Regions from separate parts of the Homo sapiens genome. Here region 1 is linked to region 2. A link is a loop called in an ENCODE intact Hi-C map of the cell type or tissue named here. Cell type or tissue: mammary epithelial cell. All regions are shown on one strand. Each heading gives the region's core, and the rest is flanking DNA. Links, peaks and the distances in the headings are about the cores only. Region 1 overlaps DSP (desmoplakin). Region 2 overlaps SSR1 (signal sequence receptor subunit 1).

Region 1 (6,313 bases), core at 2,314-6,313, 260 kb before region 2:
ACTGTTAGAGAAATCAAGCTTTTCCTACCTTCTCCCCAAAAATTCAAAGTGCCATAAGTCACACCCCAGCCCAATAGGAAAATCACTGTGTCACCACGAGTGACATTATTTAAAAAGTATCATTGCCAACAAGGAAACATTAAAAAGTAAAGATATGATGACACAAATAGGCAAAAGAATGGAAATCTCTCCTCTTATGAATCAAGTAACTGATATGACTGAGTGTCATAAAATTGTGATGACGATCTGGTAGACCTCTATCTTGAGAAAAATAACTTTTATTTTTGCTTACACTTCGTAAAAAAGACCACAATTCACAAGTGGCAACGTTTTCTTGCTTCAACTGCAAGTACTTAACAAGTGCCATTTATGTGACACAACTTGAAAACAGAACAGCAGTAGGGACTGACTTCTGAAAACAACTTTTAGGCCGGGCGCAGTGGCTCACGCCTGTAATCCCAGCACTTTGGAAGGCCAAGGCGGGCGGATCACTTGAGGTCAGGAGTTTGAGACCACCCTGGTTAACATGGTGAACATGGTGAAACCCTGTCTCTACTTAAAAGAAAAAAAGAAAAGAAAACAACTTTTAAAATTCACTTCTAAAGGAAACTCAGCAGCAGCAACAACATTAGCATCGATGAACAGGTGCCTCCCCGCCAGGATGTGCTTGATATTTCTTGAACTGAATTGAATTGGAAACAACAGAAAGTCGATGCACTTGAGAAATAAATCAGCTTACCAGCAGGTTTTCATACTCCTCCTCCAACTGGTAGATCGCAGATTTCTCGCGCTAGAAGACAACAAAAAGCAGGTAGATATAAATCCCCTTGTGGATTGTATAGAAAAGAGTGGCCCTTCTAAGCCTCCTTTTCTTCAGATACTGGCCTCAGATCCCTCCATAGAAAGAAAGAATTACTAGCTCTATGAGATATTTCACCCATGGGGACTTTTTCCTAGGCGGTTGGAAAGCAAACCCTTGCTGGCCTGGCAGCACCGTCTCCACAAAGGAAAGCCCAGATCAGGGTCACTTAAAGACTCACGTGTTAGAAAATTGTCTTAAAGTTTAAAGACATCATTTAGGATTCCCTAGGTCTTAGAGAAATGAAGGAGAAAGTTGGTCAGGGGCTCAGGTGGACAAAAGTAAGCCCCAAAAAGCCAGAAGAAGAAATGAGGATGAGAAGCTATGGTCTCAGGTAAAAAAAAAAAAAAAAAGTTTAGTGATTTACAAGTGTAGAGACCTGCGGGAAACTAAGCACTTAAGATCAGTTATGATTTTATGCTGTAATTCTCAACCCAGTTTCAAGTCTGACTTTTTTCAGCATGGGAGCGGGTGTCGGGATGACATATGGCTTTGCTCAGTAGAAATAATGTTTTAATTACCACCTAGGAAAGGATTCACCAATGACACAAACTACTGTATAAGACTGTTGCATTTCCCCTATTCAAAAAGATGTTCTGCTTACCGCAGAAACAAACTGCCACCCCTAAAGAGACTTATTCACAAACTGCAAATGAGTGTTTGCACAACCTCAGCCTCTGGTTTAACTCCTCTTCAAGTGTTAACATAATCTCTAATAGGGCTACTGATTCCACTTCCCCATTTAAGAAGTGGGATTTCTAAACATTTCCAGTCTTCTGGGAAAGAAATAATAGCAATGTTTCAGAAGAAACTCCCTGGGATTGAGTAATTACACGATCCTTCGGTAGATATTTTGAAGACTCTAAAATGAAACACAGACAAGTACCAGGTCGGCTTTGATTTTGTCCAGCTGCCAGCGATAGTCGCCGATGGAGTTGTGGATGCCCCGGTGGCTGTTAATGTGCTGCTCCACTGAGGCCAGGTCCACACCCCAGGCCACCATGTCCATCTCCGCCTGCGACACAAAGACAAAGAGAGGCGCCCTTTGTTGTTGCCCCTTTGCACCTGTTTCACTTACGCACACCATCACGGCTTTACTTCAGATAGAACCAAAGATGTAAATATGGAGTATTTTTGAAGCCAGAATATTTTTTAAAGGTTCCCAAATGGCTAATGCAGGGTTGCCAAATACTTCCCTCAACTTGCTTGACCCCAGCTCAAGATGGGCAGAGAAGGAAATTTAGAAATGGGAACCTGAAAACCAAGATCATGTCTTCTGAAAAAAAAAAAAAACCAAATCTACCTGTGCACAGGCAAGCAAGCATGTGCACAGAACATATGTGTGCATATATATGTATGATATGTTATAAAATACTCATTTAATCATTCTTAAATGTGCATAAAAAAATCATTAAATAAATGCAATCATACACTGTTCCCCAAACTAAATAGTCAACCTAAAAGCATCTTTCATTGTTTATTTCTTTATATTGTCTTGATGGATGTAATTATTGGCTTTTTAAAATCCAGGATATACCATTCCCTTTTAGGATGCAAAACTCCCTATGGGCCACTTCAAAGGGAAGTCACTATATCTACTCAAGGATTCAATTTCCATGAGTGTTGGCAATATTAGGATTGTGGACTTAAGTTACCTTTTTTAAAAAATTAAATCTGACTAAATTTATTATTTGAGCCTCAAATTTAAGAATGTTTCACAATAAGAATCACACACACTGTTCCGCCAGTTCCACACTGGGGCAAGTCCATTATCTCACCCTTCTTTTGCATGAGTACATGTAAATTTCCAAATCACCTGTGTCATCTCTTGGACATGCCAAGGGCAAACATTCCAATCTGGGATTGCAGCAAGAACATAAAACACATTGTTCTAAGCCACATCCATGTTCTAATACACTTGGCAAGGCTTCAGAAAGGGGAGCCATTTCAGAGTCAGACAACAGAAGGTTACCCGGGACTTTGACCCTTCTCTCCCACAGCTGTCTCGGCTTTAAACCAGAGACAGCCAGGTGCGTGCAGTGGGACATTAGCAACGTGACCAGGCTCCAGCTCAGGCGTCTCATTACCAGCCAGGTGTATCGTATCTGACCTGTCCATCGGCAAACACAAATCGGGAAAACAAAACAAAAACCTGGCTCAGGAGTGCCTGCCTCCTGACTGGCTGCTGGGGCAACAGTTCCCTTATCAGCTGGGCCCTGCAGCTCAGTCTCCTGGGAATGAGGTAAAGCATGCAGGGGAACAAGCGATAAGAGGAAAGGAGCCACAGCAAATCCCAGAGCGAACCTGCAGTAAGCAATCAAACAGCTTTTAGTTTGTTTGCAACCATGAGGGCTGCGTGCCTAACCCGGAAAGCATCGCTTATCAATTGCTTCTGTTAGAAAACGACATAAAACTGGCTGGGCGTGGTGGCTCACACCTGTAAACCCAATACTTTGGGAGGCCAAGGCGGGCGGATCACAAGGTCAGGAGTTCGAGATCAGCCTGACCAATATGGCAAAACCCCCGTCTCTACTAAAAATGCAAAAAATCAGCTTGCCATGGTGGCACACGCCTGTAGTCCCAGATACTCGGCAGGCTGAAGCAGGAGAATTGCTTGAACCCGGGAGATAGAGGTTGCAGTGAGACGAGATCATGCCACTGCACTCCTGCCTGGGCAACAGAGTGAGACTCCCTCTCAAAAAAAAAAAAAAGAAAATGACATAAAACTGAATTCATGTGGTAATACTTTTCCAAAATTTAAAGACATTGAGCATTTACTACATTCTTAAGCTACACCCAACATAAATACAAAAAAATGACAAATTACAGGCTGTCTTTTTTTATAACTGTCATACTAAGAAAACTTTAGGAGATATGACATTTCAAACTAATTTGATTGGAAGGCTGTTTTGCCCATCATTGTGGATCCTTAAGATGTAGTTAAGCCCCATCAGCTCCGCTATGTCTTCCTGTGACTGTTCCACTCCACAGGAGCTGGCCACCCTCCCCTCTAACTAAGCAAGAATGTATTATAGCTGATCTAGACAGAAATTTGGCATTTGAGCGTATGCATCTTGTTTTCTTCGATAACATTCATTTTCAGGACTAGGGACCATAATCTTTGTACCCTTGGGTGGCACTACATATAAAATCCTCAAGAAATGTGCTCGAAGATTAGAAGGAAATTTGAAAAACATACAAATAGATTTGTATTTAGGTTTCTGATATTTTAACTGACTTTTGTTCTTTCTAAGCCTTACCTTCTGTAATAGCTTATATTCTTTATAATAAATGGGAGAAAAAGGTAACTGAATGAATGAATAAATGTTTAGTCACTGAAGTCCTCACTACTTAGGAAAGAATACACAAAAATTTTAAAGGAGTTGAGAAATTTTAGAACCACTGCTGAATTAGTCTAACAACTAATCAAACCAAGCTTTCTTACAACCACATCTAAATTGCATAACAATCTCTCCACAACTTATCACTCTAACACATCCACATTCTCAAGGGAAGGGTTAGGAGTAGGTTTTCATTATAAAATTCCCATCTACATGATTGTGGCATATTTCTACCACCACCTGTTCATTATAGGACATAATGACTACATGAAACAACACAACAATCATTAGTCTTGAAAAATACTTTGCAGAAACTCCAGTTCTAGGGAAAGGATCAGCATATCCTTCCAACATTATTTTGCTTCACTCCCACACTGGTGACGTGATGGTTGCACAATGAGACAACTGAGACTTCAAAAGTCTAAGGTAAGCAACCAATGAGCCTAAACCAGAATGGCTAGTTTCACTGTTTCCAGCTCCTCCAATCTATGACCATTTTAAATGAACTGCCACAATGGGCTTTTTTTCAAGTACCTATGAGTAAAACAGATGAGGTCAGTTGCCACTCACATAGAACAATGAAGTTATTTAGCACATAAACTCCCACAACAGATCTTTCCGGTGGTCAATATAAGAACTGGATATTCAAAGTCTACTAACTAAATTACACATGTTAAATATGACCTGTGTGATAAAGGATGACTATAAAGCAATGAGGCTGATTCCCCAAGCCACACTGAAATCTCATTCATTCCAAAATAGAAGACCACTTTTCAAATTGTATAGGAGGAAAATCCTGCAAACAGCAAGCTGCTGCCGCCACCTGAGGTCTAGAAGACTCTTTGTCACACAAACACATGGGCTGACCCCATCGTGCTGGAACGTCTGGCCTGCACAGGTTTGGGCTGTTCAAGAAGCTGCTTACCCTTTGCTGCCTCATCCACCCCAAACATTCACTGGTGACATGTTTGGTGAACTCATCCCAGCCAGAGCCACTCTGACAAGTGTAGCCTCCACCACCCTTGGAGCTGGCCCTGCGGACTCGAGGGACACTGATGGCTTTATAAAGGGCTCGCATTTGCTCTTGGAGCTGAAGAAGCCTGCAAAGAAAAAAACCTTTAAACCACTGCAGGAAAACAGCCTATGAAAACCCGTTCTGGGCAAATTTCCCCTTTTCTGAGTCTTTTGTGTCAATAGAGAAGCTACAAATGTTTTATGGTATTTGAAGATTTTTTTTTCTTTACCCCAGGACTTAAGTCTTAATCACATACAAAAAATTAAATCTTAGGAAGAGGTTCAAAGTGCGTAACAGCATAGAAAGCGTCACTGCCTTTGCCTAACCTGGGAGCAACTTTCATTTTCTCTTGCGTTTTGTCCTGGGAGTTTTCCTAGTACCCTGGGCCCCAGGTAGTAGTAGAACAAATTCAGACTACATTTTTCTGCCTTATAGTCTTTGTTTCCAACTCTAAGGGTCTCATTTTTATATTTATTAAACTAAGCTTGACTTGATATTAGACCCTTAAGTGATTCACACCTGTAATCCCAGCACTTTGGGAAGCACAAGACGGAGGATTGCTTGAGCCTAGGACTTCGAGATCAGCCTAAGCAACATGGCAAAACCCTGTCTCCACAAAAAATTTTTTTTTAATTTGCTAGGTATGGCACATGCCGATAGCCCAACTACTTGATAGGCTGAAGTGGGAGGATTGCTTGAGCCCAGGAGGTTGAGGCTGCGGCGAGCCACATTTGTGCCACTGCACTCCAGCCTGGGTGACAGAGCGAGACCCTGTCTCAAAAAAAAAAAAAAAAAAAAAAAAAGTCAAATGCCATGCCAAAGGGCTTTCTGTCCTCTAAAGGGAGGTACAGTTAACACCTATAATGAAATGGTCACTTTGTATTAGAGATACATAATAAAGTTGCAAAATACCAAGTAAGCAAACCTTTCCTTGGGAACATTTGTGCTGCCTTCAAAGGAAGCCCTGGGTCATGGAATTGAGTGTAACTGGTTATGTGGTGTTCTTTTTCATGGGGACTGCCCGATCCATGCTCTGTGGACAATACCTTTTCTGGTAAGCATCACAGGGCTGGCCCATCTGCCGCATCTCTCTGATCA
Region 2 (4,000 bases), core at 1-4,000:
AGCTTTGGCATTTTCTGGGTGCTTGTTAGAAAGAGAATGATAGGCTTTGCCCTAGACCTGAATTAGATCTGCAACATCCCCAAAGAATTGGTAGGCACATTACTGTTCAAGAGGCACTGCTCCAAAAGTTCTGTTTTAATTAATGAGGTATGATGAAATTCTTATTGCTAATCCCAGCAAAGCTGTAGAGAAGCAATATTTCTTCCTAACATAAAGTGAAGTCTTTATTTCTTTTTTTTGAGTCGGAGTCTTGCATTGGGGCATTCTCAGCTCATACAACCTCTACCTCCCGGATTCAAGCGATTCTCCTGCCTTAGCCTTCCGAGTAGCTGGGATTACAGGCATGTGCCACCACACCTGGCTAATTTTTGTATTTTTAGTAGAGAACGGGGTTTCGCCATGTTGGCCAGGCTGGTCTCGAGCTCCTGACTTCAGGTGATCTGCCTGCCTCGGCCAAGTGCTGAGATTATAAGTGTGAGCCACCGTGCCCGGCCAAATCTTTATTTTTAAATAATGATTTTTTTTTCTCCCATAGTAATCTCCTCTTAATTGTTCTTTTTCTTAGGTAGAAGATAAAGAGGAAGAAGATGTGTCTGGTGAACCTGAAGCTTCACCGAGTGCAGATACAACTATACTGTTTGTAAAAGGAGAAGGTAATACAGAAGTATTAGTTTTAATTCAGATGTAGGCATTTTAAAACGATGAGCTTGTTCATATATATCTGAATACCCATATCTGTAAAGTAATATTGTTGGCATTTAAAGGGAATACGTAGGTGATATAGACACAATAAAAAATAAACCAAGGGGAAAAAATAAAATAAATACTACCTAGTTTAACTAGAAATTGACTGTCCTTTTCAAAGATTTTGTTTTTGAGACAGGGTCTGGCTCTGTCACCCAGGCTGGAGAGCAGTGGCCCCCTCTCGACTCACTGCAACCTTCACCTCCCAGGTTTAATCGATTTTCCTGCCTCAGCCTCCTGAGAAAGATGATGTTTTAAAACTTCTTTAAACTGCCACAGCAAAGTAACTTTGTCTTTTTTTTTTTTTTTTTTTTTTTTTTAAGATGTAGTCTCGCTCTGTCACCCAGGCTGGAGTGCAGTGGTATGATCTCGGCTCACTGCAACCTCCGAGGCCTCCCGGTTTCAAGCGATTCTCCTGCCTCAGCCTCCCTAGTGGCTGGGATTACAGGCACGTGCCACCACGCCTGGCTAATTTTTTGTATTTTTAATAGACAGGGTTTCACCATGTTGGTCGGGCTGGTCTCGAACTCCTGACCTCGTGATCTGTCCGTCTCGGTCTTCCAAAGTGCTGGAATTACAGGCATGAGCCACCGCGTCTGGCCCTTTGTCACATTTTGAGTGTTAACCATTAATGAGATACTTAATTTTTCCAATATGGTCTAGGTTAGAGCCTAGGATTTTTTGTTTGTTTGTTTTTTGAGATGGAGTCTTGCTCTGTTGCCAGGCTGCAGTGCAGTGGTGTGATCTCGGCTCACTGCAACCTCTGCCTCCCAGGTTCAAGTGATTCTCCTGACTCAGCCTCCTGAGTAGCCAAGACTACAGGCACGCTCCATCACGCCCAGCTAATTTTTGTATTTTTAGTAGGGATGGGGTTTCACCATGTTGGCCAGGATGGTCTCAATCTCCACCTCATGATCCGCCCGCCTCTGCCTCCTGAAGTACTGGGATTACAGGTGTGAGCCACCACACCCGGCCAGTGCCTAGGTTTTATTAAAAGAAAATAATTATGGCTGATAATTTATTGAGGGCTATATTCTCAATACTTGGCATGTATTATTTAGTTCTGACAAACCCACTGAGCGTAGTCATTGTCGAACTGAAGTTTGGAGAAGAAACTGGTCAGGGCTCCCAGTTCATAAATAGATTGGAGAACACAGGATCCAGACCTAGATCTGTTGGCCCCATAGCCTGTGCTGTACTCAGTGAAACTCAGCTTTGTAGACTACTGTATAATTATTGAAGACTTAATATTGAAAGTTATGAATTTTCTTGGTCTTCTTACATTTTCTGTTTTATTCTCATGTGCTTTTGAACTTTATGCCTGTAGGAAGTATAATTTTATTATGCTTTTTTTCTTCCATTTTTGTAGCTACATCCTTGGGTCTTAACCTTCAAATTTGCATTTTGATTAATTGCTTAACGTGGATTGGGATTGCCTGATTAATTTTTACGTTCTAACAGATGCTAGTTTTCAGATGAAACTCTTGGACTTTATCTTTTCTTCATTCTTCTATTTACCTGCACAGATAACACTAAGCTGGAGGTGAAGGTGACTTCACCAACACACGTAACCCTGCTGCTTGATTATTTCACTGCCAAAAATACGCAACTCTTTTTTACCACATGATTTGGATGTGATCTGGTCTGAAATTGAGACGCTTATTGAATGCTTATGTGGGAGTGCTAGCGTACAGACAAAAGGGTTTCAGCCTATACAGCAACTTGAACCAATTTCTCGTTAGTAGGTGACTGGAGTGCTCTATTGGAAGGGATTCTGACACCAAAGTCCACAGGAAAGGGTGCCAGAATCCATTAGTAATGCCTTTTTAAATATTTTGTGCTCTTTCCATGTGTTCTAATTTTTTTGTCTCTATTTTGTTTCTCAGATTTTCCAGCAAATAACATTGTGAAGTTCCTGGTAGGCTTTACCAACAAGGGTACAGAAGATTTTATTGTTGAATCCTTAGATGCCTCATTCCGTTATCCTCAGGACTACCAGTTTTATATCCAGAATTTCACAGCTCTTCCTCTGAACACTGTAGTGCCACCCCAGAGACAGGCAACTTTTGAGTACTCTTTCATTCCTGCAGAGCCCATGGGCGGACGACCATTTGGTTTGGTCATCAATCTGAACTACAAAGATTTGAACGTAAGATCCTCTAAACCTTCTTTTTGTTTAAGTTAGAGATGGATGGGGGCGGTGACGTTGTTTAATAGAATATATCTGTTCATTCAGTTGCCTGTTTTGTGGTTGAACCTGTGATAGCCACCAGGGAAGCAAAGATAAATTGCACGTTTCTTCTTCAAGTCTAATCCAGTGGGGGAGGCATATGAAAACAGGCACTAGAACATGCTGATAAGTGATGCATACTAGAGATAAGGGGAATAAGGTGCTATTGTGTGGGAGTGGAAGTGAAAATGGAGATGTAAGTAAAGCTATGAGCCGGATCTTAATGGGAAAAGGAGCAGTAAGACACACAATGGAGTCTACAGCTTATTCAGATGTTAAGATCTGTTGCTGGGTACAGTGGCTCACACCTGTAATCTCAGCACTTTGGGAAGCTGAGGTGGGTGGATCACCTGAGGTCGGGAGTTCGAGACCAGCCTGGCCAACCTGGTGAAACCCTGTCTCTACTAAAAATACAAAAATTAGCTGGGCATGGTGGCAGTCGCCTGTAATCCCAGCTACTCGGGAGGCTGAGGCAGGAGAATCACTTGAACCTGGGAGGCGGAGGTTGCAGTGAGCTGAGATCGCACCATTGTACTCCAGCCTGGGCCACAGAGTGAGACTCCATCTCAAAAAAAGAATAAAAGATCTGTCAAATAATTTGTTTTGTACCTCCTTTTGTTGCTTGCATTTTGCCCATTTTACTACTTCTGTTTGTAAATTTAAAGACTGTCTATAATTGTTTTCCCATCATTTTATGTACTCATAGATAAAATAGAACCATATATTTTCAATGTAGTTTCAGCAGCAAGGTTTATCATTTACTTTTTGATTTAGGAGAACCAAATGTCCTAATATAAGCTCTGATGCCTTATGATTTTTAATAATGTATACTATATATCAGTCATCAATGACTGAATGAGAGAACCCTAGTAGAAATAGGTCCTCTAAATGAGAGCACATCTAAACCATTCCTCTGTCAAAAAGTTTTCAGACGAGGAAATTTTATTTTCTCTTGGAAGCTAATTCAACCTTTTCATTACCCTGGTGTTAACATGTTTACCTTGTGTCTGAGTTAAATTTCTAGTG

The links. Hi-C counts contacts between places; a loop is a spot of excess contacts. Peaks named below come from ENCODE experiments on the same cell type or tissue, not always from the same donor. Only the 100,000 strongest peaks of a DNase experiment are listed, where the experiment ranks them.
Region 1: it touches region 2 in a loop (4-fold over the local background); 5 of 110 quality-filtered maps call a loop at or near these places.

The regions. Positions count from the first base shown.
Region 1 is chr6:7,558,213-7,564,525 of GRCh38, reverse strand. It overlaps DSP (desmoplakin), which reads right to left. Exons shown (of 24, transcript NM_004415.4): 3 at 6,262-6,313; 4 at 5,126-5,300; 5 at 1,746-1,874; 6 at 740-790. Among named protein-coding and RNA genes, the nearest start is that of DSP-AS1, 18 kb to the right of the region's middle. RefSeq lists an enhancer at 2,024-3,599. In mammary epithelial cell, for the core only: no CTCF peak of the experiment used is centred there; DNase peaks (open chromatin) are centred at 2,905 and 4,685; H3K27ac peaks cover 3,499 bases.
Region 2 is chr6:7,300,203-7,304,202 of GRCh38, reverse strand. SSR1 (signal sequence receptor subunit 1) reads left to right here. Exons shown (of 8, transcript NM_003144.5): 3 at 566-653; 4 at 2,631-2,893. Among named protein-coding and RNA genes, the nearest start is that of SSR1, 11 kb to the left of the region's middle. In mammary epithelial cell, for the core only: no CTCF peak of the experiment used is centred there; no DNase peak of the experiment used is centred there.